Linked DNA regions of Homo sapiens: region 1 is linked to region 2. Evidence: chromatin loops called from intact Hi-C (ENCODE). Cell type or tissue: mammary epithelial cell. All regions are shown on one strand. Each heading gives the region's core, and the rest is flanking DNA. Links, peaks and the distances in the headings are about the cores only. Region 1 has its middle 78 kb from the start of CRAT37. Region 2 has its middle 57 kb from the start of CRAT37.

Region 1 (16,077 bases), core at 4,065-12,064, 140 kb after region 2:
ATAGACGTTCCTTAAAAAGTTAAAAATAGAACTAACATATGATCCAGCCATCCACTTCTGGGATTATATACAAAGAAATGAAATCAGTATCTCCAAGAGATATCTGCACTCTCTTGTTCATTGGAGCATTATTCACAATAGCCAAGACATGGAAACAATCTAAGTGTCCATCAACAGACGAATAGATAAGGAAGTGTGGTATATATCCACAACAGAATAGTATTCAGCCTTAAAAAAAGATGCAAATCCTGTCATTTGCAACAAGATGGATGAAGCTAGAGGACACTATGCTAAGTGAAATCGGCCAGACATAGACAAATACTGCATGGTCTCATTTATATGTGGAATCTAAATCAAAGTCAAAATCGCCATCTTTCCAAAAAGAGAAGCCACAAATCTCCATCTCTGGGCAATGTTACTTCCTCTTTTACTTCGGTCATCTGACATTCTGTAACCTAGACAATAAATCGTAAAGTGAAGCAACTCCACCTTTTCTTATAAAAAAAAAAATAGTACAAGGAGAAACACAGAAAAAGAAATAATTGGTATTCGTGCATATATGTATGTGTTTACGTGTACATATGACACATGCAGAATATGGTTAAAGTTCTTTTCTGGTGGAGTAGCCCAAAGATTCATTTCTAATTGACCTGAGTTCTTAGTGGTCTTCCCTTTATAAGGTTGCTCTAGACTTCTATTAATTTTACAACTGAATATAGTAGTATTAAGAAACACCTCCATGAATTTCCTGGGTCCCAAACATAGTCCTCCTTGCCAACATCACATAGCAGTAATCCAGGATTTCCTGGGTAAGTTCTGGAACCTCTTCTCTGCTTACTGCAGAGCACAAGGAACTAAAAAATATCCAGGTGACATTCTCAGCTTCCAGTTTGATAGAACACCATTATTATGTCCCCTGGTAGAAGCATTCCTCTTTGGAGAATGAAGAACCCTAAATAGCAGTTGCTCATGCAGGATGAAAAAAATTTTGGAAGTGGTTGTTAAACTTGATAGTGATAATAACTTCCATTTCCACCCTGTATTCCCAGACCCATGATCTCTGGCTAAAAAGAAAAAAGAACAACTTATCTCTATTGACGTTCTAAGCATGTGCTTTATCCCGTAGGACAGCAGTGTCATGTAGCAAGACACTGAAATTAATGCTGAGTCTCATGTCAACTGATCCCACTATAAAATGAATTCTGCAACCAGGAGCAAGATTAAATGGGATACAATGATGGTGAATATGGCATTTGACATAAACTCTGGGAGCAGGGAAGACAAATTAATTTTCAGAATAAGAGCTTATTTCAGGAAGGATACATCTCTGCTCCTTCATATGGAAGGAGTTCAATGAAATCAACCTGCTATTATATTGCACAGCACAAATCCTATGACTGGCAGCTTAGACACGCAAGAGGGCCAGTAGCCAGATGAGCCTTATTGAGGGGAAGTCCACTTAGTTGATGTTATAAATGGCCTTTATCACTACTGGTATGGTCCCTTTGTACATGAGACCATTATGCAGGCTTTGAGTTCGTTTGGGAAGAGGCTGGCTGCTGTCCACAGAATAGGCTATATTGTTCTCCTGATTATTGAGGGTCTCCACTTTAGTGGGTGCCCTATGGTGCCCATATTCATGAAGAAATGATATTCACACTCTGTGCCCTCTCCATGAAGTCCATCCATATTTGTCTTCTCCAGGCTTTCTTGTCACCAATATTTCAGTATGATTCATTCACAGACCCTGACTGACCAGCCACTACCATGTATCAGTGTACATACATACTTATGGCCATATCTCCTTTCTTATGAAGGAGGTAACCGGATATATTGCCAGAAGTTCTACCCACTTGCAGAAGTCCCCTTATCACCCCTGAATGGAGCTGTAAGACAGAAGCAATCCACTTCCTACTGTTGCCAGCCTATCACACACACCAGTCGATTCCTCGGATCCAAGTCCATTCTTCCTCCATCAGCTAGCCACAGTAAACTCTCCATTAGGCATAGGATTGGCTTGAAGGACAGATGGCAAAGCTACAAAAGTAGAAGCCGTGGAGATCTGAGTCACTCATACACCTCACTTGTGTCTTTTGAAACTTTTAGAACCTAATCTCACATTTACCATTTCCACTTAATGATACAGCATTGTTAACATATAGGCAAACCCATAGCTTTGTAAATTAGATAATATCCAGTTTGCAATTGACTGGTCAAGCCTTATAGTCATTTCAGTCATCTCATTTTAAAGGGACAAACATCTTGTCTCTGCCTGGGACTGTATCTCTGAATAAGAATAGTTATCAACAGAGGAGAGGTATAAAACCCTAAGAATCTGCATGTGATTCTCCTATTAAAACTTGCCAGAGGTCCATGCAACATTTAATAATGGGAACTAATATAAAGGTGTTAAATGATAACAACGAAAAGCAAAAAACAGATGATGAGCCTGAAACTCCTATCCCTAGGTCTGGAGAGACAAAGAGAGAGAGAGAGTGGTGTTACCAGGGACCTGAAGCTGGGGTCACCTGGAAGTAAGTGAAACCATGGTGAGGCTGCCTGAGACTGTGGAATGATGGTTTCTGGAAGATCTGAAACCACTGAGGAAACACAGTCCCTGATGGAGATACCATCTAAGGCCCAGGGGCAGAGTTGGAAGGGATGAATGAGAAATACTCAGACTTCTCCACTCCATCCACCATTGATTTCCTCCCATTGGCTGAACATAACCAGGAGCCAGTTGGCAAGGAAGCCTGAGAACTGTAGTTTCTCATCAGAGGTTGGGTCAGTATCAAAATGTCAAATGACTGGTACATTTCTTCACTGTTGTTTTTGAAATTTCAGGACAGTGTCTGTCACATGATGAGCGCTCAATAAAATGTTATCAAGTGAGGAAAAATCCACTTATTCTGATCTGGCTCTACAATAGACCCAAATGGCAGCAGCAGATAAATAGTGGAGTTTTTGCCTCCAGCAAACTTTTTCCTACTATTAGCAGCTTAGAAGCAATAAAGGAGCTTGGGGATGAATCCTACTGTATGATTTTGATTTTGATCTTTGTCCACTGAGTGGGACACTGGGGTTCCTATTTGTCCACTTGGGTTCCTATTTGTGAGAGAGCATTGTAGCAGAGCTGTGGAGGGAGAGCAGCAAGAGCCACCAACCTAAATACCTGTCCTGAATCCCCCCAGGTCTATTAGCTTGCTCTGGCCTCTAGCATGGTCCAAGAGCATTATTTCAGACCTAAATATTTCAGTTCACTTTCCAATGGAGAGTGGTTACTATTATTTTGTGAAAGGCTTCCAAGATTGGTGTTAGAATATTTCTTACACAGAATAATGTCATTTGTCAAATGATAAAATAGGCAGCTTAGAAGAGAACACAACAAAATTAATGTAACTTTCTAAATGCTAATATAGCTTTTAAGAACAAAGAAACAAATAAAACTGATACCCAAGAAAATAATTACTTTACAAGCCAGACAGGCCAGAAACCTGCCTAGGGATGCTGCGTTTATCAAAAATGGTTTTTAAACGAATGATATTGAAAACACAACATAGCAAAACCCATGGGGTACAGAAAAAGCAGTCTAAGAGGAAAATTTACAGCCATATGTGCCTACATCAAAAAAGAAAAAAATTTTCAGTCAAATAACCTAACAATACATCTTAAAGAACTAGAAAGGAAAGAGCAAACCAAACCCAAAATCAGTAGAAAAAGAGAAATAAAGATCAGAGCAGAAATAAATGAATTTGAAATAAAGAAAACAATATAAAAGATCAAAGAAACAAAAAATCGGTTTTTTGAGAAGATAAACAAAATTGACAAACCTTTAGCCAGTCTAAGAAAAAAGGAGAGAAGACCCAAATAAATAAAATTAAAGGTGAAAAGGGGGACATTACAGCTGATATGAAAGAAATTCAAAGGATCATCAGTGGCTACTATGAGCAACTACATACCAATAAATTGGAAAATCTAGAGGCAATAGACAAATTCCTAGACACATACAACCTACCTAGATTGAACCATGAGGAAATCCAAAACCTAAATAAACCAATAATATGTAAGAAGATTGAAGCCATAATGAAAATTCTCCCAGTAAGGAAAAGCCCTAATAGCTTCACTGTTGAATTCTACCAAACATTTAAAGAACTAATACCAATCCTACTCAAACTATTCCAAAAAATAGAAGAGAAAGGAATACTTCCAAACTCACTCTGTGAGGCCAGTATTACATTGATACCAAAACCAGAAAAAGACACATCAGAAAAAAATAAATAATTTACTATAGGCCAATATTCCTGATAAATATTGATGCAAAAATCCTGAACAAAATACTAGCAAATCAAATTCAACAACACATTAGAAAGATCATTCATCATGACCAAATGGAATTTATCCCAGGGATGCAAGAGTGGTTCAGGATACACAAATCAATCCATGTGACAGATTATACATCAGCAAAATAAAGGCTAAAAACCACATGATCATTTCAATTGACGCCGAAAAAGCATTTGATAAAATTCAACATCCCTTCATGATAAAAACCCTCAAAAAACTGGATATAGATGGAACGTACCTCAACACAATAAAAGCCATATGTGACAGACCCACAGTCAGTATCATATTGAATAAGAAAAAACTGCTGAATGCCTTTCTTCTAAGATCTGGAATAAGACAGGAAAGCCCATTTTCACCACTGTTATTCAACATGGTATTGAAAGTCCTAGTTTCAACAATCAGACAAGAGAAGGAAATAAAGGGCATTCAAATTGGAAAGCAAGAAGTGAAATTACCCTTGCTTGCAGAGGATATAATCTTATATTTGGGATAACCTAAAAATTCCAGGAAAAAAAAAAGTATTAGCACTGATAAACAGTCTGGGCATGGTGGCTCATGCCTGTAATCCCAGCACTTTAGGAGGCCAAGGTGGGCAGATCACCTGAGGCCAGGAGATTGAAACCAGCCTGGCCAACACTGCAAACCCTGTCTCTACTAAACATACAAAGATTAGTTGGGTGTGGTGGCCCACACCTGTAGTCCCAGCTACATGGGAGGCTGAGGCAAGAGAATCGCTTCAGCCTGGGAGGTGGAAGTTGCAATGAGACAAGACGGCACCACTGCACTCCAGCCTGAGTGACAGAGCAAGACTCCGTCTCAAAAAAAAAAGAGCTGATAAACAAATTCAGTAAAGTTGCAGGATACACTATCAATATACAAAAATCAGTAGCATTTCTATATGCCAACAGCAAACAATCTGAAAAGGAAATTTAAACAGTAATCCAATTTATAGTAGCCACAAATAAAATTAAATATCTGGGAAATAATCAAAGGAGTGAAAGATCTCTACAATGAAAACTGTAAAACACTGATGAAAGAAACTGATGAAAGAAACACACACGCAAATGGAAAGATATTCCATGTTCATTGATTGGAAGATTCAATATTGTTAAAACGTCCATACAACCCAAAGCAATCTACAGATTCATTGCAATCCCTATCAAAATACCAATGACATTAATAGAAATTTTAAAAAACAGCCCCAGAATTTATATGGAACCGCAAAAGACACAGAATAGCCAAAGCTATCCTAAGCAAAAAGAACAAAACTGGAGGAATCACATTACTTAACTTCAAGTTATATTACAGAGCTATAGCAAACAAAACAGTGTAGTACTGGCATAAAAACAGACAGATTGACCAATGGAACAGAATAGAGAACCTAGAAAGAAACCCACACACCTACAGTGAACTCTTTCAACAAAGGTGCCAAGAACATACAAAAAAGACAGTCTCTTCAATAAATGGTGCTGGAGAAACTGAATATCCATAAGCAAAAAAATGAAACTAGACCCCTACCCCTCATCATAGACTAAAATAAAATCAAATGGATTAAAGACTTAAATCTAAGACCTCAAATTATGAAACTACTACAAGAAAACATTGAGGAAACTCTCCAGGACATTGGATGGGTCAAAGATTTCCTGAGTAATACCCCACAAGTACAGGCAACCAAAGCAAAACTGGACAAATGGGATCACATTAAAGTAAAATCCTTTTGCACAGCAAAGGAAACAATCAACAAAGTGAAGAGACAGCCCACAGAATGGGAGAAAATATTTGCAAACTATCCATCTGACAAAGGATTAATAACCAGAATATATAAGGAGCTCAAACAACTTAATAGGAAAATATCTAATAATCCAATTTTAAAATGGGCAAAAGATCTGAATAGACATTTCTCAAAAGAAGACATACAAATGGCAAGCAGTGATATCAAAAGGTACTCAACATCACTGATTATCATAGAAATGTGAATCAAAACTACAATGAGATATCATCTCACCCCAGTTTAAATTATTTTTACCCAAAAGACAGGCAGTAACAAATGCTAGCGAGGACCATATACTATTGGTGGGAATGTAAATTAGTACAATCACTATGGAGAACAGTTTGGAAGTTCCTCAAAAAACTAAAAATAGAACTACCATGTGATCCAGCAATCCCACTGCTGGGTAAATACACAAAGAAAGGAAATAAGTATATTGAAGAGATATCTGCACTCCCATGTTTGTTGCAGAACTGTTCACAATGACCAAGATTTGGAAACAACCTAAGTGTCCATCAACAGATAAATAAAGAAAATATGATACTTAGGCATAATGGAGTATTATTCAGCCATAAAAATGAATGAGATCCTGTCATTTGCAACAGCAGGGGTGAAACTGGAGATCATTATGTTAAGTGAATCAAGCCAGGCACAGAAAGACAAACATTGCATGTTCTCACTTATTTGTAGGATCTAAAAACCAAAACAACTGAACTCATGGAGGTAGAGAGTACAAGGAAGGTTACCAGAGTTTGGGAAGGGTAGATAGTAGGAGGGGTTCAGGAGAGGTGGGGATTGTTAATGGGCACCAAAAAAACAGTTAGAAAGAATGAATAAGACCTGGTGTTCGATAGTACAACAGAGTGACTATAGTCAATAACAATTTAATTGTACATTTTAAAATAACTAAAATAGTATAATTGAATTGTTTGTAACACAAAGGAGAAATATTTGAGGGAATGATTACTCTATTTGTCATGATATGATTGTTACTCACTGAATGCCTGTATCAAAATATCTCATGTACCCCATAAATTCATACACCTACGGTGTACCACAAAAATTAAAAATAAACTGTTTTAGAGCTAGTTTTAAAGTAGATTGTAAGTCACACAGGAAAGCTAATTTCTTGGCTGCAGCAGGGGCTACTGGATTCGCCCCAAAATCATTTCTCCCCTCTTCCATAAAAAGAGAATTTTTACCTGGGCACATGACTTCCTTATAGCTTAGGGACCATGTGACTAATTTCTGGCCAATGGGATATTGGGGAAGCCATGTGACAGCATCTTGGATCCTTCCTTGAGAGTACAGCTGGTATGTGGACCGGACCCCATCTTCTTATTTTCCTTTCCTTCTTACTGCAGCCTGAAATTAAGAAACCGCTGAAGACCAAAAAATGCAAGTTATATCTAGGGAGGGTAGAGTGGTGAGCTAGAAGAGTCTGAATCTCTGAAGACTTGGGGGCAAAGCTGCCATATGGGTGGACCATTTAATGCCAAACTTAGTTTATACCTGAAAAAAAAATACATTTTTATGTAGTGTCAGTGAACTGTCATGTCATATTTGTATGTTACTTTCAGCCAAATCAATCATTCCACAGAGCTCCAGGAGCAAGAATAGCATTCTGGAATTGGGAGGCCCTCTTTGAGGCTCTGAAGCAAGCTAAGGGAATAGATTTTGAAGACTTGTCAGAAACAGGATTTAAGGTAAGTTCACATACTATCAACCCAATTGTCCACATCAAGTAGATGATGAAACCATCACTAAGAGAAGCTGGGCAGCTACAGATGGGAGAGAGGCTGGAGATAGACAGGAACGTATCTTACCATTAAGAAACAAACACTTATTAGAGAAGGTACAATAAATGTGGTGCCTGAATTAAATCAACACCATGTCTCTTTTAGACAAATTGCATGTTATGTCCTAACCAGCTGAGCAATAGCTTTTACTATTACCAGCCTAACCACTGAGATAAAATAACTGAGCTGTAAAAATAATTACTCATTTTATGATTGTTAAGCCTGAGAAATCAAGCCAAAGTCTGGCTAATAAACTGTCTTTGAAGAAGTCAGGAAGTTAGGGGAGTGTGTTCCCCCCATCCTCCAGCTCCTTTTGTGTTCTAGCTACACGCTCCTGAGATATTTGAGTCACTGGGGTGATAAGTGCTGTGTGAATACATTGAGGAAAAGAAAAGAACTTGTAAGTGATCTTATTAAAGATCTTGAATAGACTTTTAACTTACAATGTATGAGTCACACCAACCCCAGGGATCCTGCCAGTCTCCCCTCTGAGCCATCATACCTTATCCACTGGTTTCATAACCAACACTCTCAACCTTTAAAAAAAAAAAAAAAAGGCATCAATTCCAAACTGTTTTCAGCAGAATATTGGCATCCCCAAGGATGTCAACAAATATCCAGTGACCAAATACACTTGGAAATGGACCATATAAGGAGAATGCTTTATAAATATTTTCAGGTGTGTTTTTAAATGGCATAAATCTGGCTACCATGTTGCTTCTCACCTACAGCATTCATTCCCTTGGGATCAGTGTAGCCAGAAATTATTTAGAACAAACTGGACTTTTATTGAAAAACCTTTATCAAGAGTGAAAGGAATTTTGAAATTTTAAAGTTAAAAAACAAAACAGAAATGCTCTTTGCTAATCAATTTAAATGCAAAGTACGGATGAAATCTGCATTCGTTCAAGCCTTTAGCTCAAACTCAGAGTTTTACTGAAAGAGGAAACTAGGGAACTCAACACATAATTAAGAGAAATTCAGGTTGCCTAGAGAGGAAGTGAAGAAGGTCTAGGACAGAAAGATGGAGCATTTGAGGAGAGAAGAGATGGGGTAAGCACACTAGCAGATACTTTGATCTCATCCCCTGGCTAGGATAAAATCCCAGAGGAGGCTGTAATGGTGACAACTAAATAAATTGGGGCACTCCAGAATTGTGGGACTTTTTTCCTCACTTTCTCAGTCACAAACTGGAAGATTCTAAGTCTTCATTTGAAAGACTCGCATTCAGCTAGTCATCAGAGCGACATGTCACTAAAAAACAGATTAGACCTACTGAGAGGGATGAGACCAAGGTCATGTTCCTCAAGAGTAGTGCAGGGGAAACAGAAGCCCCCATGTGACCTAGGGAGGAAAAAGGAAGTGCCAACAAGGCTAATGAATAAGCAGAACTTTCACAGTCAGCGCAAAGAGGGCCCTGTGCACTGCAACATCAAAACCAAAGACTAGTGAACAGAACTTCAGTCGTGGACAGCAGAGCACCACCCCTGAAAGGGTCAATCAAGGCCTGTGATTCCCCAGTGGACACCAATCCAGGTTGAACCAGACCGGACCCACCCACCTCTCTACAGCAAAGACCGTTGCAGATCCAGAGTGCACAAATAGATGCACAGTCTTCTGTCCCCCAAAGTCTCAAAGATACACATGTAGGGCAGGGGGAGAATATAAAAGACTGAGTGTTGCCCCCAAAGAGAGCAAGTGATCCACACTGGAATAAATGGAGGTGCTGTTTATTAGAAAGATCTATGTTTGCTACACCCCCTTCAACCCATGAGGTGGTGTTCCATGACAAAGATTAGATCTGCTGTGGAAAATAAATAGGCAACATGTTTTCATGCTGAGCAGTACTTGAATTTCATTTTCAATTCCACTATACTAGTAATTCTAGTATGTCGCTGAGGAGGGGAAAAACTAGAAAAGACACCTTAGAAATGAATATGTTGCAAGAGGAGAATCTTCATGAAACAGTAACAGAAAGCCATAAGAAGACCAAAGGAGTTGGTAAAAATGCAAATAGGTAATACTGCAAGAAAAAACATTGCAATCGTATTATGTTTGTGGCATAATAACCATATGAGGGAGACTGATTACATGTTATGCAAAACTGAATCTGTGTTTAGAGGACAAACTTGAGAAACTCCTAAAATGTAGAGGAAATCAATGTTGTTGAAAATGATTAACTAATTGCAGTGAAAGGGACAAAGAACAAATTTGCAACTTAACAATTTTAGGAACAACCTCAAGTAATAATCAGAACAACTGAAATAGAGACAAGAATTCCGTTGAAGGAATTGAAGAAAAATTTCCTAATTTGTTAAGTATGTACATGAAGAGAGCTAATTGTCATTCAGACAAAAGTAGTATAAAAAGAATCACACCTACACCATCTTTTATTTTTTCATTTTTTAGAAATAGGAAGAAAGAAAAAAATCTGAAGGTGGTATATGGGATATCTCTGTACCTTTCTCTCAATTTTACTTTTTACCTAAAACTGCTCTTTCAAAAATGTATTTTCAAAAACTAACAATAAAGAATACATGGCTCTCTTCTTTTAAGCATGTCTGGTAAAAATAGAAGAACCATTCATGAGGTTGGGAAATTGTGCTGAAAGCATTACTATTCCAAACATCTTGGTGAATTCCACAAACATATAAGGAAGAAATTATACCAAGTCTCTACAATCTCTCCCAGAAGTTAGAAGCAGAAATATTTCCTAACTTATTCTAATCAGCCAGCATTATCCTAATATGAAAACCAGACAAAGACATTACACAAAAAGAAAACTAAAGACCAGTATCTCTCATGAAATAGATGCAAAATTTTTCAACAAAAGATTATTGAATCAAATACAATATATAAAAAGAGTATGACACCACAACCAAACAAGATTTACCCCAGGTATGCAACAGGTAAATCCTACTTGGTTTGTTTTTGTTTTTTTTCCTCCCTCTCTTTGCTTCTTTTTATTTTTTATTTTTGTTTTTTTTTTTTTTACTTTGAATTCCACGATACATGTGCAGAACGTGCAAGTTTGTTACATAGGTATACATGTGCCATGGTGGTTTGCTTTACCTACCAACCCATCATCTAGGTTCTAAGCCCCGCATTTATTAGCTATTTGTCCTGATGCTCGCCCTCCCAACCCCTTACAGGCCATGGTGTGTATGTTACTTTCCCTGTGTCCATGTGTTCTCATTGTTCAACTCCCACTTATGAGTGAGAACATGCAGTGTTTGGTTTTCTGTTCCTGTGTTAGTTTGCTGATAATGATGGCTTCCAGCTTCATCCATGTCCCTGCAAGGACATGATCTCATTCATTTTTATGGCTGCGTAGTATTCCATGGTGTATATGTGCCACATTTTCTTTATCCAGACTATAATTGATAGGCATTTGGGTTGGTTCCAAGTCTTTGCTCTTGTAGATAGTGCTGCAATAAACATGTATGTGCATGTGTTTCTACAGAATGATTTACAATCCTTTGGGTATATACCAAGCAATGGGATTGCTGGGTCAAATGGTATTTCTGGTTCTAGATCCTTGAGGAATCACCACACTGTCTTCCACAATGGTTGAACTAATTTACACTCCCACAAACAGTGTAAAAGTGTTCCTAATTTGAACAGAAAACCAAACACCACATGTTCTCACTCATAAGTGGGAGTTGAACAATGAGAATACATGGACACAGGGAGGGGAACATCACACACTGGGGTCTGTCTGGGAGTGCTGGGCAGACTACAGGAGGGATAGCATTAGGAGAAATACCTAATGTAGATGATAGGTTGATGGGTGCAGCAAACCACCATGGCACATGTATACCTATGTAACAAACCTGCACGTTCTGCACATGTATCCCAGAACTTAAAGTATAATTTTATTTTAAAAAAAGCATTTCTATTTCTCCACAACCTCACCAGCATCTATTGTTTCCTGACTTTTTAATAATCACCATTCTGACTGGCATGAGATAGTATCTCATTGTGGTTTTGATGTGCATTTCTCTAATGATCAGTGATGATTAGCTTTGTTTCACATTTGTTGGCCGCATAAATGTCTTTTTTTTTTTTTTTATTTTTAGATGGGGTCTCACTCTTGTTGCCCAGGCTGGAGTGCGATGGTGCGATCTCAGCACACTGCAACCTCCGCTTCCCAGGTTCAAGCTATCCTCCTGCCTCAGCCTCTTGAGTAGCTGGGATTACAGGCACCCACCACCATGCACAGCTAACTTTTGAATTTTTAGTAGAAATGGGGTTTCACCATAAATGTCTTCTTTTGACTGTCTGTTCATATCCTTCACCCACTTTTTGATGGGGTTGTTTGTTTTTTTCTTGTAAGTTTGTTTAAGTTTCTTGTAGATTCTAGATACTAGTATCTAGACCTTTGTCAGATGGGTAGATTGCAAAAAATGAAAAACTTAGGTATAAATCCTTTTAAAATGCACAAGATCTATATGAATAAAACTACAAAACTCTAATGAAATAAATACAAGAACTAAATAAATGGAGAGATGTTCCATGTTCATGAATAGGAAAAGTCAATATTGTCAAGATGTCAGTTTGTCCCAACTTGATCTGTAAATTGAATACAACTTCAGCAAGTTGTTTTGTGGATATTGACAAACTGATTCTAAAGTTTATGTGCAGAGAGAAAAGAGCCAGAATAATCAATACAATAGTGAAAAAGAAGAAGAAAGTCAGAGGACTGACACTACCTGACTTCAACAGTTTCTATAAAGTAACAATAATCAGGATAGCATGGTATTGGTAAAAGAATAAACAAATAGGTCAATGTAATGGAATAGAGAGCCCAGGAATATACCCCACACAGATACGTTCAACTGAACTTTGACAAAGGAGCAATGGAAATACAATAAAGAAAAGATAGTCTTTTCAGCAAATGATACTGCAGCAATGGGGCATCCACATGCAAAAAAAAAAGTGAATCTAGATACAAAACTTAAGCCCTTTATAAAAATTAACTCAAATTGGATCATAGATCCAAACAGAAAATACATAGAATTCCTGGAAGATACAGTAGAGCAAAATCTAGATGACTACAAGTGTGGCAAAGACTTTAAATCCAACATCAAAGGCACAATCCATGAAAGATGTGATTTGATAAGCTGGACTTCATTAAAATTAAAAACCTCTACTCTATGAAAGACACTGCCAAGAGAATCAGAAGACAAGCAACAGACTGGGAAAAAAATAATAGCAAAAGATAATATTTTTCTATTTGATATTAGATTAAAACCTTTATCAATATCTTTCTATTTGATAAAGAACTGTTATCAAAAATATACCAAGAACTCAACAATAAGAAAATGAACAACATGATTAAAAAATGGGCAAAAGACCTGAACAAACACTTCACCAAAGAAGAGACAAAGATGGTAAATAAACATATGAAAAGATGCTCCACCTAATATATAATTAAGGAAATGCAAATTAAAATGAGATACCAATACATACATATTAGAATGGCCAAAATCCATCACACTGACAACGCCAACTGCTGGCAAGGATGTGGAGCAACAGGAACTCTCATTCATTGCTGGTAGGAATGCAAAATGACACAGCCACTTTGGAAGACAGTTTGGCAGTTTCCTGCAAAGCTAAACGTGCTCTTACCATATGATGCAGCAATCACACTTGTTAGTATTTGCCCAAATGAATTGAAAACTTGTGTCCACACACAGAAACCTGCACATACATGTTTATAACAGCTTTATTCATAATTGCCAAAACTTGGAAGCAACCAAGATGTCCTTCAGTAAGTGCATGGATAAACCAACTGGTACATCTGCACAATGGACTGTTATTCAGTAATAAAAACAAATGAGCTTTGAATGTGGCTTTTGTTGCAGAAAAAGGAAAAAAAAATGAGCTATGAAACCATTAAAAGACATACACGAAACTGAAATACCTATTACTAAGTGAAAGAAACCAATTTGAAAAGACCACTTACTATATGACTCCAACTATATGACATTCTGGAAAAGGCAAAATAATAGAGACAGTAAAACGTTCAGTGATTGCTGAGGTTGGGAAGTGGGGAGGCATGAAAAGGCAGAGCATAGAGGATGTTTAGGGCAATGACACTACTCTGTGTGTTACTATAATTGTAGACTTATGCCATTACACACTTGTCAAAACCCATTGAATGTACAACAGCAAGAATGGACCCTAATGTAAATTACAGACTTTGGGTGACAGCAACATGTCAATGTTGGTTTATTCATTGTAACAAACATACCTATCTCGTGAAGAATGCTGATAGCGGGGAAGGCTGTGCATTTGGGGAGGTGGGGCCTGTAGGAACTCTCTGTACTTTCCACTATACTTTGCTATTAACTTAAAACTGCTCTAAAACTAAAGTCTATTGAAAACAAAGATTGAGCTAGCTGTTGATATAAACCCAATGTCTACTTTCATGTCCAGGAATTTATCTTTTAAAACCCATATTGATCATCAGTGGTGATCTCTTTTTCACTGGAAAAAGCTAACATACCACTTTCTGGAAGAAAATATTTGTTACCAAATTCTATTCCAGAACAATTATTTTGGTGGGTGTTCCTGTGACAACTATACATAAAAATAAGAATGTGCAGCCATATCTTGATACTCTAAAAATACAATAGGAAAAGATGTTAAGAAAATTATTTCTAAATTTGATCTAAGCCAAAATGTGGAGAAGCAATGGGGAAGAAAGTTATTTCTATATAATGAGTTTATAGGTTGTTTCTCATAACTTCTATAAAGTTTTCAGTAGTTTTCAACTTCTATCATGGAGTATATATATACATATATATATCATCAGATATATACATCATGTTTATATATATATAAAATGAGCAATAAACAGGTACCATTTTAAAAAGACACATTTATATATTTCATATATTTATATAATATATACGCATTCATATATACATCATGTTACCACCATCATAGATACAAGGAAGGATAGTAAAAATAGTAAGAAGATTAAAATAAAATATACCAAAATGGAAACAATAATTTAACTGTGGCTAGCTTTGTGTGATTAGACCAAGATTTTTTTTTAGATCTACTTTTCTTAGTTTTCTAGATGTTTTACAATGAATCTATATTTGTATATGGAAAAAATAAACCTGATTTTTATTAAACAAATACAAATTCGGTAACACTATCTTTAGAACATGTTTTAAATAAACTTGAGCATGAAGAAATTGTTATCACTATTGTGGTGAGCATTTTGAAAGATTAGCAGAAGCAGGGATAATGTGACATTTAGCTGATCTTTCAAGGGAAGCTAGACAAATGACACTTTTTAAAAAAGCAAATAGTAACTAATGCTGAAACATGCAATTTCTCGTATGATTCAGAAGTGAAGTGTCAACTTCTTCGGTGGAAAATTCCAACATTACCAAACGTAAGAAGGCACATACTTCAACAGAAGTGAAAAATATCTTGATTCACTTATTTAACACTGCTTCAGAGTTAATCCCAAAAAAAGTCTATTTTGAAAAAAAAAATTCTTACTCCTGTATACTATCCTTTGCAGTGAACTGGCATAAGTGTATCCAATGTATGTTGAATACCTAGCACGCTGGAAACATTTTTATTTATGTCATCTCTAATCCTTACAACAACAGTGCAAGGAAAGGATTAACATCTTCTTTTTACAGATAGGAAAACTGAGGCTCAAATTGGTATAATATCTCTTTTAACATCACATATCTAATATGTGGTGGAGGTGGGAGCTACACTTCTATCTGTCAGACCTTAAAGTCTGTGTTCTTTCTACCTCTCTGCCTCAGTCCAACAATTGGGATCTTTGCCATGACAACTCACCAGTTCATAACGTGCTTTTCACGAAGTTTTTGACTCAAACATTATCACTCAGCAAGACACCTCAACTAATTTACAAAATGCGACTTGAAAAGCAGGTTGTAATTTCCAAAAGCAGAAATCCAACCACAAAAGATAAAGACTTGACCAGTAGAGCTTTACAGAAGGAAGTAATGTAGGTAGTAAGGACACTTCCAGAAATGCCTGGAATCAGAGGAATCGATGTATCTCCTGGACTGTTGTGAGGAGCGGGGAGGAGGGAGGGATAGCTTTAGGAGATATACCTAATGCTAAATGGCGAGTTAATGGGTGCAGCACACCAGCATGGCACATGTA
Region 2 (16,077 bases), core at 2,763-10,762:
TCCAATTCTATTGCTTCTGCATTTGGTAGCTGGAATTCACCTCTAAAGAACATTCTCTCACTATTTGGTAACCCTGAAATATAATTTGTATAAGAAGTCCTTGATTCTTCTATTTGCAGACTTTTGGAACAATGACTTGGTATCCTAGCAACCTTCAGAGGTGACCAATTAAAGGAGTATTTTTATAGAAAAATTCTTGAAGAATTCTTAGATTGTTACATATTTGATACATTTTAATCCATTGAGGTAATTACTCTTTTTGATGATTAAATTGTGCCATCTTTGGCCATTAAGACTACATTCACATGGGCTCCTGTAGCTTTCTAGCACCATCTCACATACAAAGCATTCCCAGGTCTTGTATAATTTCTTCCCCAGACATGAAGTTAGTCATTTTTCTAAGGAACTTGATTTCCTAGAAATCAAGAAATGATATTTAGAGATACAATCTGGATGCTAACGTTGCAACAGTACTGAGTTGTATTATTTCTACATCTTTTTTCATAGCCAGAAATAGAAAACGCATGTTTATATGGAAAAAAATCTTAAATTCATATTGACATTTCCAATTCAAATGAAAGATTGCAGCATTTTACTTAACTTCTTTGATTTTACATGTCTTTTGTCTTACTCTTGAGAACCTTTACCCCTAACTGCATTAACTGTTTGTTTTTATTCTTAAATATATAACTAATATATTCAAAATGCTAACACTGTTACTGAAAGTAGTTCAAGATTTCTCAGTGGTTCCTTTCATTCTGAGAATTATCTTACTAGCAATGTACAGTCAAGTTACTCCAATTCTGTGTTTAGAAGTCACTTGTACAAATTTTTCTCTGCATTGTTATGCCATCAATTTCATACGTCATATTTAATTTTGTTCCCTAATTTTTGGGATTATGAAATATTTTCCTTTTGTTTATCTAGAGCATTTTCATGACTTCAAAGTCAAAACTATAAAACAAAGCACATTCTTCTTTATTGTTTTTTCTATACCCATAAAGGGTATTTTTACTAGGTTTTAATTTATCTTTTCTTTGTTCTTTTCTTATTGTTAAAAACAAGCAAATAGGTATACTTTTATATACACCAAAAAGTGAATGCACATTTGTTCTGCACCTTGTTTGTTTTTTTCTTTTCTTTTCTTTTTGTGTGTGTTTGTTTGTTTTTGAGACAGTGCAGTGGTGCAATCATAGCTCACTGCAGCCTCAAACTCCTGGGCTCAAGCAATCCTCCCACCTTAGCCTACTGAATAGCTGGGACTACAGGTGTGTTCCACTATGTCTGGCTAATTTAAAAATAAATTTGTAGAGACAGGTTCTTGCTATGTTGCCCAGGCTGGTTTTAAACTCCTGGGCTCAAGTGATCCTCCAGCCTCAGTCTCCCAAAGTGTGGGGAGCTACCATGCCCAACCTTGAATTTTTCACTTAAGTAAGTATCTTTGTAATGGGAACAAAAGGATTTTCCCCTGGAATGTTATTCTTTTTTCTGCTTCTTTCTCTACATAGAGTACTTTCCACTAAGCTGTACAGTCACTTGCTGCATTGAGACCCATTTTGCAAAATTAGTCCCCAGAGGGGTTGACACAAGCCACCAGCCACATGTCTAAGCAGTGTGCTGAGGTGAGCTGAAGACTTGCCGAAACGTGAAGTGTGGTTGATGAGAACTAAGAAACACTAGAAAAGTGGGGGATATGTCTGTGGTCCTTAGAATTGAGGACAATCATTCAAAATCTCACCTGTTTATGTAGGCAGGGATGCAGGGTATTTAACAGCAGGGAGGTCTGTGTCCATTTGTGTTGTTAGAAAGAAATACCTGATGCTGGGTAATTTATAAAGAAAAGAGATTTATTTGGCTCACCGTTCTGCAGGCTGTACAAGAGGCAAGGCACCAACATCTGCTTCTGGTAAGGGGCTCGGGAAGCTTCCACTCATGGTGGAAGGTGAAGGGGAACTGCTGTGTGCAGATCACATGGTGAGAGAGGAGACAGAGGGCTGAGGGGAAGTGCCAGGCTCTTTTGAACAACCAGCTGTCTTGGAAACTAACAGAGCAAGAACTCACTCATTGCCATGAAGATACAACCAACCCACTCATGAGGGATCCACCCACATGACCCAAACACCTTCCATTAGGCCCACCTCCAACTTTGGAATCAAGTTTCAACATGAAGTTTGGGGAACAAATATTCAAACAATAGCACAGAGGCTTTAGAGTCAGACAAACTTGAGCTTCCATTTTCCAATTACTTGACCTTGAACAGAGCATTTTACCTCTCTGACCTGTAAGTTCTTTGTGTAAAAAGTGAGAATGGTTATGAATAACCTAAAATACATTGTGTATATTAAATGTGATAATGTGCGTAAAGCCCCTCACAGACAGCCCTCGTTATTATGGCCATCATTTGATATATACAGTAGTCTTTGCAGCAAGGACCAGAGAAAATCTTATGAGGGTGCCCCCACAGTGGCCTCCAGTCTAGAGATAGTCCCAGGGATGGCTCAGTTGGATGAGTTGCTTAAAAGGATGGCTAAAGAGCAGCATGTGGTGGTAGGAAGAAGCAAAGAAACAGAGCCTGACAGAGCAGCAGGGCCGTAAGCAGGAAGCCAGGAGGAATGAGAGCACATGGAAAGTGTTTTTCAAAAGCTTTGAGGCCAGCAGATTGGGACTGGAGCTAAGAATAATGCCAGAGTGTTGGGAGGGGTAGGGTGTGAGTGGCTTCTCTGCAGTGCAGGCTTGGTGTTATAGCGATAAGTTGGAAGGCTTAATTCATCTGCACAGTATCAGGGAGCAGGGGCAAAGTATTCCCCATCAAATTCCATGATTGCCTCAAATAGGTTCACGGAAAAAAATCACCCATAGAGAATAAACAGAAAAAAGGAATATAGTGGGAAGTAGCTCCCACAATCTACAGGGGATGTTATATGGGAAACCAGTTTTGGTGTCAGGAAGAAATGCAAAAAATCTAGTAGTCCAGAGGCTGGGAGGAAACCTGCAACATATCCAGAAACAGCTGCTGATGCAATATAACATACAAGGTATGCTAAAATCTATGTGCCCCCACACAGGGTGGATAGAACCAATTCCCAACCCCGAGGGACTTTGGCATACATGGAATTTTACCTGCTCAGCACCCACCTCCCTTTAACTGGCTGTGAGCAAAGGGACCATATATCATGGGTCTAGAAAATAAACCACAAGTGACATTCCTGCCAAGGAGGCAAATAGAATGGAGCAATGCACACTAAAGTGTATCTCTGGATTTGTTCTTTCTCTCCCAGAGATTTTCAGTCTTGAAAAATCTCTCACTGACCCTGCTATCCACGCCTATTTCTCTTCTTCATTTTAAATGCTAAGCTTTCCCCAAAGCACAATTCTGATTCCTTAAGTGAAGCACTAAATCATTAAATACTTGATCTTAGTAAAGTAAAAACCATCATTTATTTTAAATGGTTCTTTCCATATTTCCATTTTCATCAATAACAGTCCATATATTTGTAGTATACAAATAGGTAGTACATTTGATATGCTAAGAAAGGACCTTAGTTGATCAAGGATTTAGTGGTCTTTACTTGGGGCACCTTCTCACCTTAATGCTTGTTGCCTTCTCTGTCTGCATAGTTTCAACTAATTATATACATATATATATGTATGTGTGTATATATATATACACACACAGGTGTACATATATATATAGGCTATCAGGTCCTACAAAGTCTTCCCTGACCTTACTGGGTAAAATTAAACTCCTTTTTGTTCTATATCTCATAAAACTTTATTTATTCATACCTATATTTTTTAACTAATCATATTTCTTTAATTATTTATTCACAAGTCTCTCTTTCAAACTATAAGAATTAAAGAAAGAGGAAAGAAGCACAAAAAGGTGGCTTGCCAGTCAGGACAGATTTATTTTAGAAAAAACAAACCTGAGAGGGGCTTCTGGCCGACTTAGGTGAGAGGCATGCTCTCTTACAGACTGAGTTTTTAGGGATTCGGGGTGGGAGAGTTTATCAGAAGCTTGGACTGCTTCTGTGTCTCTTTGTTGTGCTTATCTGGGAGGGAGAGTTGTGTGTCTGTTCCCATACATCTTTCTGCAGATGCAGGCATACCCCACCTGAGTCTGCTTTTAGCTTCCCTATCTTAGTGCACCTGAAGGGAAAGGAATGTGCTTATTAAGGCCCACTGTTTTACTGGGGCCCATTGTATGAAGGTGAAGTTTGGCAGTTACCCAAAAGACTTTCCCCCAACCTCTCTCTGTGCCCGAGCTGTCTTATCTGTGTTTTCCTGTCTACTCTTTCTGGCTGCTTGAAGAGAAGTGATTTCCTTGAAATGCATGAGGCTAGAAAGGGAGCTGGAACTTAAAAGTGGTGGTGTTTGTCGAAGATGACGATGCTCCTGGTCTATCACCAACTGAGCTCATGGAAAAACTGCATGCCATTAACTTTATGTTCCCAATACCTAGCAATAGTAGGTAGTCATCAAGCGGTTACTGAACGGGTTCATGCATGCAGGCCAAAACTCAAGCAATCCAGAAATTCATTTTCTCTAAACTCACCAAATTATGATCAAGTGAAGGCAAAAAAAGAGAATTATAGACAAACCAACCAGAGAGCCCCTTTAATTTGATAAATCAAGCACAATCACAGTAGACCTAACTTCAGTTGACTCTGTATCTTGCATGTCATTTATGTAATAAGAATCTATATATCATTTCTGCTCAAGCATCCATCTGGTGCATCATTTGTAAGCATAGAGATGCTGAAATATTATTCTGGTCTGCAGAGAAAAGTCACTGAGCATAGATATACTTGTAGGGGAAATTCAAATGTCTGGTATGAGTCAATTGACAAAGACCATCTGCTTCCCAGACCAACAGAGAGGGTCCAATACAGAAACACAAAAAGGAAGAAAGATAAGGCAGACACATCAAATGAGCCCACACATTAGGAAACCCAAACTAATATAAATTTATGAAACAAAAGTGCTGGCCAGGTGCAGTGGCTCACGCCTGTAATCCCAGAACTTTGGGAGGCCGAGGCGGGTGGATCGCCTGAGGTCAGGAGTTCGAGACCAGCCTGGTCAACATGGTGAAACCCCATCTCTACTAAAAAATACAAAAAAAAATTAGCCAGGCGTGGTGGCGGGCACCTGTAATTCCAGCTACTCGGGAGACTGAGGCAGGAGAATCGCTTGAACCCAGGAGGCAGAGGTTGCAGTGAGCTGAGATCATGCCATTGCACTCCAGCCTGGGTGACCAGAGCGAAACTCTATCTCAAAACAAAACAAAACAAAACAAAAGTGCCTTCACTTACTTGCATTTAGAAGTATTACCAAATTCTCTAGGAAAGTTTAGATGATTGAAAATGAATACCATAGATTTTTCTTGGTTTCTGTGTGTCCCCAGATTCTCCAAGTTGTCTAACCAAGACAGTTGTGAACAACCCAGGCTCCTGTGTCAGCCCAGGTTCTGCCTGTGTGTGACAGGAAGGAAAGCCTATTGACTTCTCTCACCCTCAGTCTCCTGACCTCAAGGTTAAGGTGCGACCATTTTAAGGGGTTACTTTGTGAAACTTGAAAGAAAGAGAGCAAGGTAAAGGCAGAAACAAAGTGTGTTGTTCAACATTCATGCCACTGCCTAACATATTCCTGAGACCCAGCAGCCAAGGGGCAAGTCTGAGGGAAAGAGTCACTGAATTGGCACAGTTGAAAATGGTGAAAGACCAACGAAATGAGAGCACCCTCATCTGGGCATCATCTTGTTGGAGGGTAAAAAAAGAAAAAAGTTGTAGAGAAAATACAGTGATGAGAACAATTCCCCACTTCAAGCACCAGATGGTACCATTGACCCAGAGCATCCAAACTTAGAATCTGGTAAGAAGGGAGAAAGAGTTGCCCTGAGTGAATCAGAGTGGGAATGTATTTTGGTATCTGGAAATTTACATGAATAGGCTATCTGTAAGTTGCATTTTTTGTTATTTCTTTTTTCAACTTGGGGAAAGACTCTTGGGAATATTGCAGTGGTGCTTGAGACAGAGAGAAAGACCACACCTCTCCAGGAAAAACAAATATTTCTGAAGCAGTGTAACTGAATAGTTTGTAGCCCAGAGAACTTTATCTGCACGAAGAGTGGCTGGCATTTTACCTCCTGGCAAAAGACTACCTGCTTTTCCAAAAAGAGAAATGGTGGCCGATTTGGTCTGCCAAATCTGGACCATAAAATTGGAAACACTGGACCAAGCGTCAAAATTCAAGTGACCTTTTTTACTAATACCTAAAGTGACTCCATTAACATACAGTTTTAAATAGAAAACTCAAAGAGTTGACTCATACTATGTAACTACATTTAGAAGGAGTTGACAGAAGTACAGTAACAGATCATATATTCAGAAAATTGCAATACACTAATATAACCTCAGTATGCAGTGGTCTGGAAAACAATCTTAGTTCAATGATTCATCATCACTTAGTTGCTAAATAACTAACAAAAGGAGGTGAGGAGGAATTGAGCTGTAACATTTTTCTGTTTCCCACATAGGATAGGAGCAGAAGTAACAGGCAGTGAATTTGCAGTATTAAGGTAAGCTGCCCCTGTGTTAATATCTACAGATCTAATCGAGGCTCCAGCTGATTTAGGAGTGAAGAAGAAATCACTTAGGCAGACAGTAAGGGTATGGGAATCCTCAGTAACGCTATTCTTTTTAATGAAAAGCAGCCCCAAATCATTTTCTAACAAAGAGCAGCCCGTAAAGTCGAGCTGCAGACATAGACAAGCAAGCTGGGAGCTTGCATGGGTGAATGCCAGCAGGAACTAAGAACTAGACATGTTCAAGATGGTGGCTCCATCTTCCCTTTGTCAACCACGTGTACAGTAAGAGGCAGACAAGATGTCCCCAATCAACTGGAAAGCCCATTTGTGTAATAAGATTAGGGTGGGGTGAACAGGCTTCCCCGTGCACTATGTAAACGTCATTGGACCAATCTGTGAGCCCTACGTAAATCAGACACCGCCTCCTCAAACCTGACTATAAAATTCAGCATATCCACCACCCACTGGTCCTTTCTGCTCGGAGAACCCATTGTCTATAGAGAAAGCTATTTCTCCTTCTCTTATCTTCTGCCTATTAAACCTCCACTCCTAAACTCATGTGTGTCTGTGCTCTAAATTTTCCTGTCACCTGACAATGAACCCCAGGGCATATACCCCAGACAATGTAGCCGCTTCACAGCTACTCAGGTCTCCCAACCATCTTCTCCCTCTATGTTTGAAAGTAACTTTCAAAATTGAGTTATAATTTTAGGAAAGTTAATAAATAAAATGTATCATAAAATTACCAAATCTTAGAAGCCTGATGAGTTTTTAAGTAAAATGTCCAGTCGTGTGACCACCAGACAGATAAAGACTAGAATAGTTCTCTTCTATATCTTTACAGACACAGGCTCCCTACACTCCACACCTAGTCAGCATCCTGCCCCTGAAGTTAACGACCATTCTGACTTCCATCACCATAGTTTTGACTGTATTTGAGAATCATACACGGAATCATACGCTATGTGATGTTTTATCTCTGACTCATTTCACTCCACATAGTTGTGAGATTCATCCATGTTATTATGTTTATCAGTAGGTTTTTTACATTGCTGTGTGTAGTTGTACTGTATAAATACAACACAACTTATTTCTCTATTACAGTTTTGATGGAAAGTTGGGTTACTTCCATATGTAGACAATTATGGCCTGGGGGCAGTGGCTCATGTCTGTGATCCCAATGTTTTAGGAAGCCAATGCAGGCAGATCACTAGAGCCCAGGAGTTTGAGACCAGCCTGGGCGATATCGTGAAACCCTGTCCCTACAAAAAATATAAAAATTAGCTGGGCATGATTGGGAGGCTGAGGTGGGAGGGTCACTTAAACCCAGGAGGTCAAGGCCGCAGTGAGCCATGATCGTACCACTGCACTCCAGCCTCAGAGACACAGTGAGACCCTGTCTCAAAATGTTTTTAGACAGTTACGAATAAAGCTTCTCTCATCATCCTTGAACATGTCTTTTAGTGAACGTTAAGTATTCGTTTCTGCTGAGTAGGACTGTTGGGTCATAGCGTAGAAATGTATTCAGCTTTGATAGGTGCTGAAAAACAGTTTTGTAAAGTGGTTGTAGCAATTAAATACTCCCTCTGATAGTATGAGTGAGTTCCAGTTGTTTAGAGTCTCACCAACACCAGGTATCAACAGCTTTTTGATGTTAGCCTTTCTAGTAGAAAGACTAACATTTCTGATAATGTGATGTTATCACACTGTGGTTTTAGTATCTGTTTTTACTAATCACTAACAATGTTGAACATCTCTCTATGTATTGAGGGGGTGGGATTCAGATATGTTACCTTGAGAAGTCTATTCAAGCCTTTTACCCATTTTAGGGGCTATCTTTTTATAATTGATTTGTAGGAGTTTTAAAAAATATATTCTGGATATGGGTCCTGTTTTGGATGTATTTATCACAAGCATCTTCTCTGGGAATTGCCAATTCACTCCAGTAATAGTGCCTTTTAATAAATTTTAAAGAAATCTCTATCAATATTTTCTTTTATGGTTAGCGCATCTCATGCCCTGTTTAAAACTTTTTTGCTTATTCCAGTATCATGAAACTATTTTCCCTTGTTTGCTTCTAAAGCGTAATTGCTTTAGGTCACAATCTATACTCCACCTTAAAATATTTTTCTCTGTGGTAAATGTAAGAATCAAAGTTCACTTTTTAAATACAGGTATCAAATCAACATCAACTTAGCATAAACCATTGAGAAGATTCTGTGTTCCTCACTAAGCCTAGTATGGTGAGCCATTTAGTCCAAAATATATTTTTAGTTTTATTTTAAAGCTTCTACTCTTTTTAATCATGAATTCATTTTGAATTTTATACTTTTTCTATATCTATTTACATAGTCATGTGGTTTTAATTTTTATTAAGTTATAATAAATTATATTTTTTGATTTTCAAATACTAAAGCAAGCTTACTGTGATACAGGAAAAATCTATACCAATACTCTTTTTCTCTATACCAACATTCAATACTTCTGTGACCAGGTGTGTGGGTTTTCTCCCACACTGACCAATTTTCCAATGCCAGCGGGGTGCCCTGCAACTCAGTTCAATTATAACACTAACCAAAGTTAGTAGACAACCTAGAGGTTTGGGGCTCAGTCCCGCAAGACTGTCACCAGCTTTGGGTATCAATTGCCAGTAGTAGGTTCCCAGTGTTAAATCAAGTTTAGCCCAAAGCTGCCTCCTTACATATTCTAAGTTTGGCCTAAAGGTTTCTCTGTACATTGTGACCTATAACAAGTGGAGGTGTAAACAGATTGTAGCCTACTCTTGTGCTAATCACCACGTTTTGGCCAATCAAATGTGCCCAACTGTTTGAACCATGTTTAAATAAGGCAAACACAGAGCTATACCCAATCCCGTTTCTGTACCTCTCTTCTGTTTTCTGTCCATCACTTTCCCTTTTCTGTCCATAAATCTTCTTCCACCATGTGGCTGAGCTGGAGTCCCTGGGCCTACTCTGGCTTGGGAGGCTATCCAATTCGCAAATCATGCATTGCTCAATTAATCGCTTTTAATTTTAATTCAGCTGAAGTTTTTCTTTCATCATCAGCTTACTCACAATTTCTGTCTAATTCGCTACAAATCAGAGGTTCCCATAACCCCTTTCTCTGCTTTACTAATTTGCCAGAGCAGTCCACAGAACCCAGGAAAACCATTTACTTACTATTGCCAGTATATTACAAATGATATTTCAAAGGATAGCAATGAACGGCCAGATGAAGTGATACGCGGGGGAAGGTCTGGATAACTCCTGAGCGCAGGAGCTTCCGTCCTGTGGAGCTGGGGTGCACCTTCCTCTGGGTGCATGGATGACCTCACCAACCCAGAAGCTCATTGAAAGTTATAGTTTAGGGATTTTTACAGAGGCTTCATTATGTAGGCATGCACAATTAACTCAATCTCCAGCCCTTCTCCCCTTCCCAGAGGTTGAGGAGTGGGGATGAACATTCCAAGTTTCTAATTATGAGTAGCCCCAGCCAGGATCCCACGAAGGGTCCCCTCATTAGAACAAAAGTTCTCCTATTATGCAGGAAATTCCAAGGAATTAAGAGCTCCATGTCAGGAACCAGGGTCAAAGACCAAATATTAGAACAAAAGATGAACCTAGCACCCCTATTGATCAGGAAATTACAAGGGTTTTAGGAGTTCTGTGCCAAGAACAGAGGGCAGAGACTATCTATCTCTCTGTCTATATCTGTAACTATATTTTTAATTATGTTACACTTAAATTCTTAGGATAAACTAAGTTTAGTCATAGAACATTAACCCATTTATACACTGCTGGATTTGGTTTGCTAATATTTTGCTTAGGAATTTTGCAAATATCCCTATAATAATAGCCTGTAATGCTTCTTTCTCATATTGATCTTTTTGGTTTAGTATCAAGGTTATTCTAGCTTCATAAAATGAATTGGAGGAGAGTCTATACTCTTTCTCAATCCTCTCGAAGGACTTACGTATGATTGGCACTATGTATTTCATAATTATTTCATCAGACTCACCAGTGACACTGTCTGGAAATCGAGTGTTTGGATTCTCATGGATAGGCAGTAAGAGTGTATTGATTGTGAAATCACAAGAAATAAAAGAGATGCATATATACATACACATATACATATATATATATACATATATATACACACATATATATACACACATTACATTATATATATATATAGACAGAGAGAGAGTGTGTGTGTGTATGTGTGTGTGTGAGAGAGAGAGAGAGAGAGAGACAGAGAGATTGACAGAGACAGAGAGAGAAATTTTGAGGTCTGGTAGGAAGAAACCTAACATGAGTCACTTTGGTAGATATTCACAGCCTGTTAACAGTTCCTTCCCAGAGGAAACCAAGGGCCTTTTACACAGTTGCTATGCACCAAGAAAAGGAACTACAAAGACCTTCTAGGGGCTGTTAGAAATGGATTCTGAACTGCTGCTCATGTTCAGAGACATCAATGATATGGTGTCCACCAGTCAGATAGGGGTTGATAGACATCAGGTGATAGACGGGGTTTTAGCACAATCCTAATGGGACTGAAGACCCAGAACAAATAATGAAAATAGATGTACTTAGCAATGGATGCAACATCCACATTGGTTTTCTGACATGAGGAGTGGGGGCCGTTCTGGTAGGAAGGACGAAACTAGGTCTACCCCTCTTGCTAAAATAGGAAACCAAAAGCAGAAATTCATCCCTGGGGAGAGGCAGAGACTAGATTAGCACAGCTATCAAAGACTTGAGGGATGCACAGGGTTAGGATTCTTACCATGAATGTTTTGATTTGTCTACATTACTGGTATAAAAGCCAGATGGGCTTTAGCAAATGACAGCAGATTATTACAAGCTAATTCAGGTGCTAAGGCTGATCATAGCAACAGTTTCAGATGCGGTGTCTTTACTGAAGGAAATCCACACTTCTCCTGCTACCTGGTGTGCAGTTAATGACTTGACAAGTGCTTTATTCTCCACTCCAAACAAAAGGAGTTTGTATTTATATGGCAGGGACAATTTACCTTTACGGTATTCATGGCTGTGTAAAACTTTACTATATTGTCTCATGGCTGGGTAAGTTCTCTCATTCTCTCTCCCAAGAGGATCCAGAGGAAGCTTTTTCACCCCAATAGCTCACAGAATATGATGATTGTTATATAGATCAAATGATGCTAATTGGATCTGGTGACCAAAAAGTATAAAGCACTCTAGATGCCTCAGCAAAACATGTGAAGCCAGAAGATAGGAAACAGACTTTTAGAAAGTTTAGGGGCCTGCCATAATGATAAAAGTCTATTTCTATATTGACTCTATAGACAACAGTCTATTGATCTATAGAAAGTTGACATTTTCCTCTTAAAGTGAGAAAAGGTGCTGAAACTTGCTCCACCCATGATTACAAAAAAGAACCAATGTGTTGGCTTTTGGAGGTCACATATGCTATCTTTTGTTATGTTTCACTAGATACTCCATAAAATCCTTGTATCAATACCACCATTTGTGGGTTAATATAATGCCTTACCCATTGCCATGGATTGCCACTCCACATCATTTCCATCCAGAAAACATGTTTTTCTTTTTTTTTTTTTTTTTTTTGAGACGAGTCTCGCTCTGTCGCCCAGGCTGGAGTGCAGTGGCGTGATCTTGGCTCACTGCAACGTCTGCCTCCCAGGTTCAAGTGATTCTCCTGCCTCAACCTCCCGAGTAGCTGGGATTATAGGCGCCCACCACCATGCCCAGGTAATTTTTGTATTTTTAGTAGAGATGGGGTTTCACCAGGTTGGCCAGGCTGATCTCAAACTCCTGGCCTCAGGTGATCCACTTGCCTTGGCCTCCCAAAGCGCTGGGATTACAGGCGTGAGCCACCGCACCTTGGCCCAGAAAACATATTTTATAACAAAATAAATGCAGGCATAGGCTCATGCCTACAGGATGCTCTGTCTTATGTGCACTCACACGCAGAAGCAGCTTGCTCAACAGAATAGTGGAATGCCCTGCTGAAGGTTCTGTTATAGTGCTAGCCTGGAGACACCAGCTTTCAAGGTTGGAACGCTGTCCTGCAGAATATGGTATATGCCTTAAACCAATGGCCAATATATGGCACTGTCTCCCCCTACAGCAAAAATGCACATGTTTGCGAATCAAAGGACAGAGGTAGGAGTGAGATCTCATAACTAACTTGAAGAATTTTTGCTTCCTGTTCCTGCAAGCTTGAGCTCAGTGGGTTTGGAAATCCTAGTACCAAAGAAGGGAATGCTTCCACCAGGCAACATGGTGATAGTTGTAATTCACTAAAAAAAAAAAATGCCAAATTGGAGATTTCATGGTACTGAACCATCAGGGAAGAGCACAGTGTACACAGTGGACTTATTAACGGGGAAAACTTGAGCTGCTGCTACTCATCGGAGGTCAGGAAATCTGTATCTATGACTCAGAGTATTCACTGGGGCCCATCCAGCTGAGGCGCTGGCAAGAGAAAGGGGAAATGGAGCAGACAGTAGAAGATGACAAATACATGATCCTCAAGTTAGACCATAAAATCAACAACCAAACTGGGGACTATGGCAGCTATGTTTATTACTTATTTCATTTCCCCATTTTCCTTCACTATCCTGTAGTAGAACCTGATAGTGGCTAATGTTTAAAGTTTCAGGTGAAAGTAAAACTGAGTTTATAGCATCCCTTGATGCTATCGTAGCTGGCAGGACTTCACTTGTCCCCTGTGATGAATACAAAATCTTTTCAGCCAGGTTAAGGCAAGAGTAGATGTTGAAGGAAATGGTGTGAGTAGTGACAGACATATTCCATTTGCCTTCCATCCATGCCCCCACGCCTTGCCACTCTGCTCCCTGCTGACCTGGATGAGCTACTACTTCCATCTTACAGAAACTTCATTGGCCTTTGGTTCCTGATTTGTTTTGGCCACAGGGAGCCCCAGCAGGAGAGAGAAGGATAGAAGAGAACGAGGTAGACTCCCTCCCTGCATAGCTGCTTCTTTCTAGATCCGCCTCTCTACACCACCCTCTCCTTTATACTCCATGGACCAAACCCTCCCCTCATCCCTTTGGGCCAATTGGTGATAACAGCTCCGCTGTTACTAGACACAGTGTACTTCCGTCTTCCTTGTAGCCTCTCCTATTCTAATTTGAGGGCATCGTCTTCCTGCTGGGACCCTGACTGCTAGAGGTCGTTTATCTATATTCTCCTTTCTCCTTCCACCCACATGCCTGCAAAACAATGACTCCAATGATCCTAAATGATTCCCTTCTCCCTTCTTTCTTTTGGAGCACATAGCAAGGAATCTTTTTATTCAGTTTAATTTCTTGTAAGAGAAAGGAGGTACTACTCTATCTTATGCTTTTTGCCCAACAAAATCCTACAGGCAGGGAATTATAAGGGCCTTGCTCTCTACTTAGACGAAGTGGGGAGGGAAGGAAGAATCAATACAAATAAATACCTTAAAAATATATCCTGTTATAAGCTTCCCTGGCTGACAATCTGCCTGCTTCCAACCTGGACATGAATGTTCTGCCCCCACTCAGCGGCCTCATCCACAGCCCATTTGGCAGTAAAAACCGAATCAAAGGAGGGCAGATGCATTTCATTGCTATGTCAGCCCTAATTGATTGGCTCCTGATACATGGTATTGGGAACAATTCTGAGGCCTCATCCCAGCTCAGCAGGAAAGAGTACTGTAATCAATTAGGGATGCCTATCCTGGGAGGTGACCAGAGGTACAGCAGCCAGAGCTATGTGTTTATTATTCCCCATCTAATCTCTCCCTCCATCTCAGCAGCAACCCCTTTCTTGGCTAGTTAACCCTCAGGTGTTCAAGAGGCCATTTCTCTCATAGGGAGAGGTCAAACTGGGTGCTAGGGCAAGAGCTGTAGCTTTCAAATTATAATACCCTTTTCTATGTTAAGAGTGGTTGTTCCGTACAGGTTTCTGCTAATACTGGCTGAATAGACATTGATGGATGATGATTCTGTATCATCTCACAGTCCTGCTATGTCTTCAGAGCTTTCTTCCTTTAGCCTTTTTAAAAATAAATATGCCACCAAAGTTTATGCTAACAGAAGGGTTTCAATATTAAATAATGACTCATTGAAGAATGAAATGGAGATATTTTTTACCCTCCTTTCAGCAATTGTTCTGCATATCTTTCCCCAGGTCCTCAAAGTCAGATTCAAGGACATCTCCATGTTTTGTTGTGTCTACCTCTAGTTCTGGCCCTATTCTTGAAATAAAGAAGGAGCCCACAGCCTCTGCCTGCCAATCACTGAAACTCAGCATTGGCAATCTGGCATATCTTGTTTAACACTGAGCTGCTACGTCGGTTTCTCAACAGACTCACGGCCCTGTGTTTTGGTTGCTGTGATGATGAGCCTTGATTCTTGGGACTGGGTTTCTGCTTCATTCCTTCCACCATCGCTGAGAATGAGGCTTTGAGCTCCTTGCAGGAAGGAGCCTTCCTACTCCTTAAAAATCCTCTCAAGTGATGACTCTCCACTGCAAATCCCCTTCTCCGCAATCTCCTCACCTCCAGCGGGCTCTGCCATATCATTTTTGTAGCCCTCCCCACCCATGGATGGCTGTTAGATGTGCCTTAGCTTTCATTCTTACCTATATTGCTGCCTCTTCTTAGGGTCAGTTCCACTGACCTATGTCTAAATCTGGGTGGGTAAGTCCCATAATTGGCACACACTCTATTCTCCGCCTCTACCTCCACATTGCTGTTGTGGAGTCGTGAAGATGTGCACAACCTGAAACTTCAGAGCAGGATTTGCCTTTAGATGCCAGACAGCTCACATAAATGAGCACCACTGATCAGGTGGGAACTGTGTAAACCAGAGAACAGATGTCCACTGAAAGAGAGGCATACACAGCTCAACCTTTGCCACTGGAAGCCAAAAATCCAGATTATGTGGAGCCTCTCAAATCATTAATACTGTCAACTAATTCACAGGTTTCTTAACAATGTTCTAATCCACATGGCATTGGTTTGTGAGTTCTACTCTATAGCGAAAAGGTGAAAGGTAATTTTCTAGTAATAACAACTAATGTTCATCTTCCTACATTCCAGCTTACCAATTCTTTCAAATGACTTGAGCAGTTTGCACATAGTGGAGAGCTCATCAAGAATTTCTCTATATATGAAGGAGAACATATTTGGAAAAAAAGTTTTTCTTGGCTGGATAGCATTAAACATTAATTCAAAATAAAACTATTTCAAGCCACATTTATTCCCTAAGAAATGAGATGAAAAGAAACCAAATGAATCAGCCAGATGATTCCAGCTCTTTAATCACCAGCATCACTATTGCTAATTGAATCTTCAATGCATATTGGCTTCACTCCCTGAGGTGCACTAAAACAAATATTTAACACTTGTCTCCTTAAGATGAAATACTTCACACGGATGAAATATTTCACGTTTGAAATTAAAAGTACCCATAAAATTGCAGCAAAGGCAGACTATGG

Evidence for each region. Peaks named below come from ENCODE experiments on the same cell type or tissue, not always from the same donor. Only the 100,000 strongest peaks of a DNase experiment are listed, where the experiment ranks them.
Region 1: a loop joins it to region 2, with 4 times the contacts of the local background. A loop is called at or near these places in 2 of 110 quality-filtered maps.

What each region holds. Positions count from the first base shown.
Region 1 is chr15:91,377,730-91,393,806 of GRCh38, reverse strand. No RefSeq gene overlaps it. Among named protein-coding and RNA genes, the nearest start is that of CRAT37, 78 kb to the left of the region's middle. In mammary epithelial cell, for the core only: no CTCF peak of the experiment used is centred there; a DNase peak (open chromatin) is centred at 8,256; H3K27ac peaks cover 267 bases.
Region 2 is chr15:91,512,539-91,528,615 of GRCh38, reverse strand. No RefSeq gene overlaps it. Among named protein-coding and RNA genes, the nearest start is that of CRAT37, 57 kb to the right of the region's middle. RefSeq lists a silencer at 11,403-11,697. In mammary epithelial cell, for the core only: a CTCF peak has its summit at 5,832 (motif pointing right); DNase peaks (open chromatin) are centred at 5,845 and 6,425.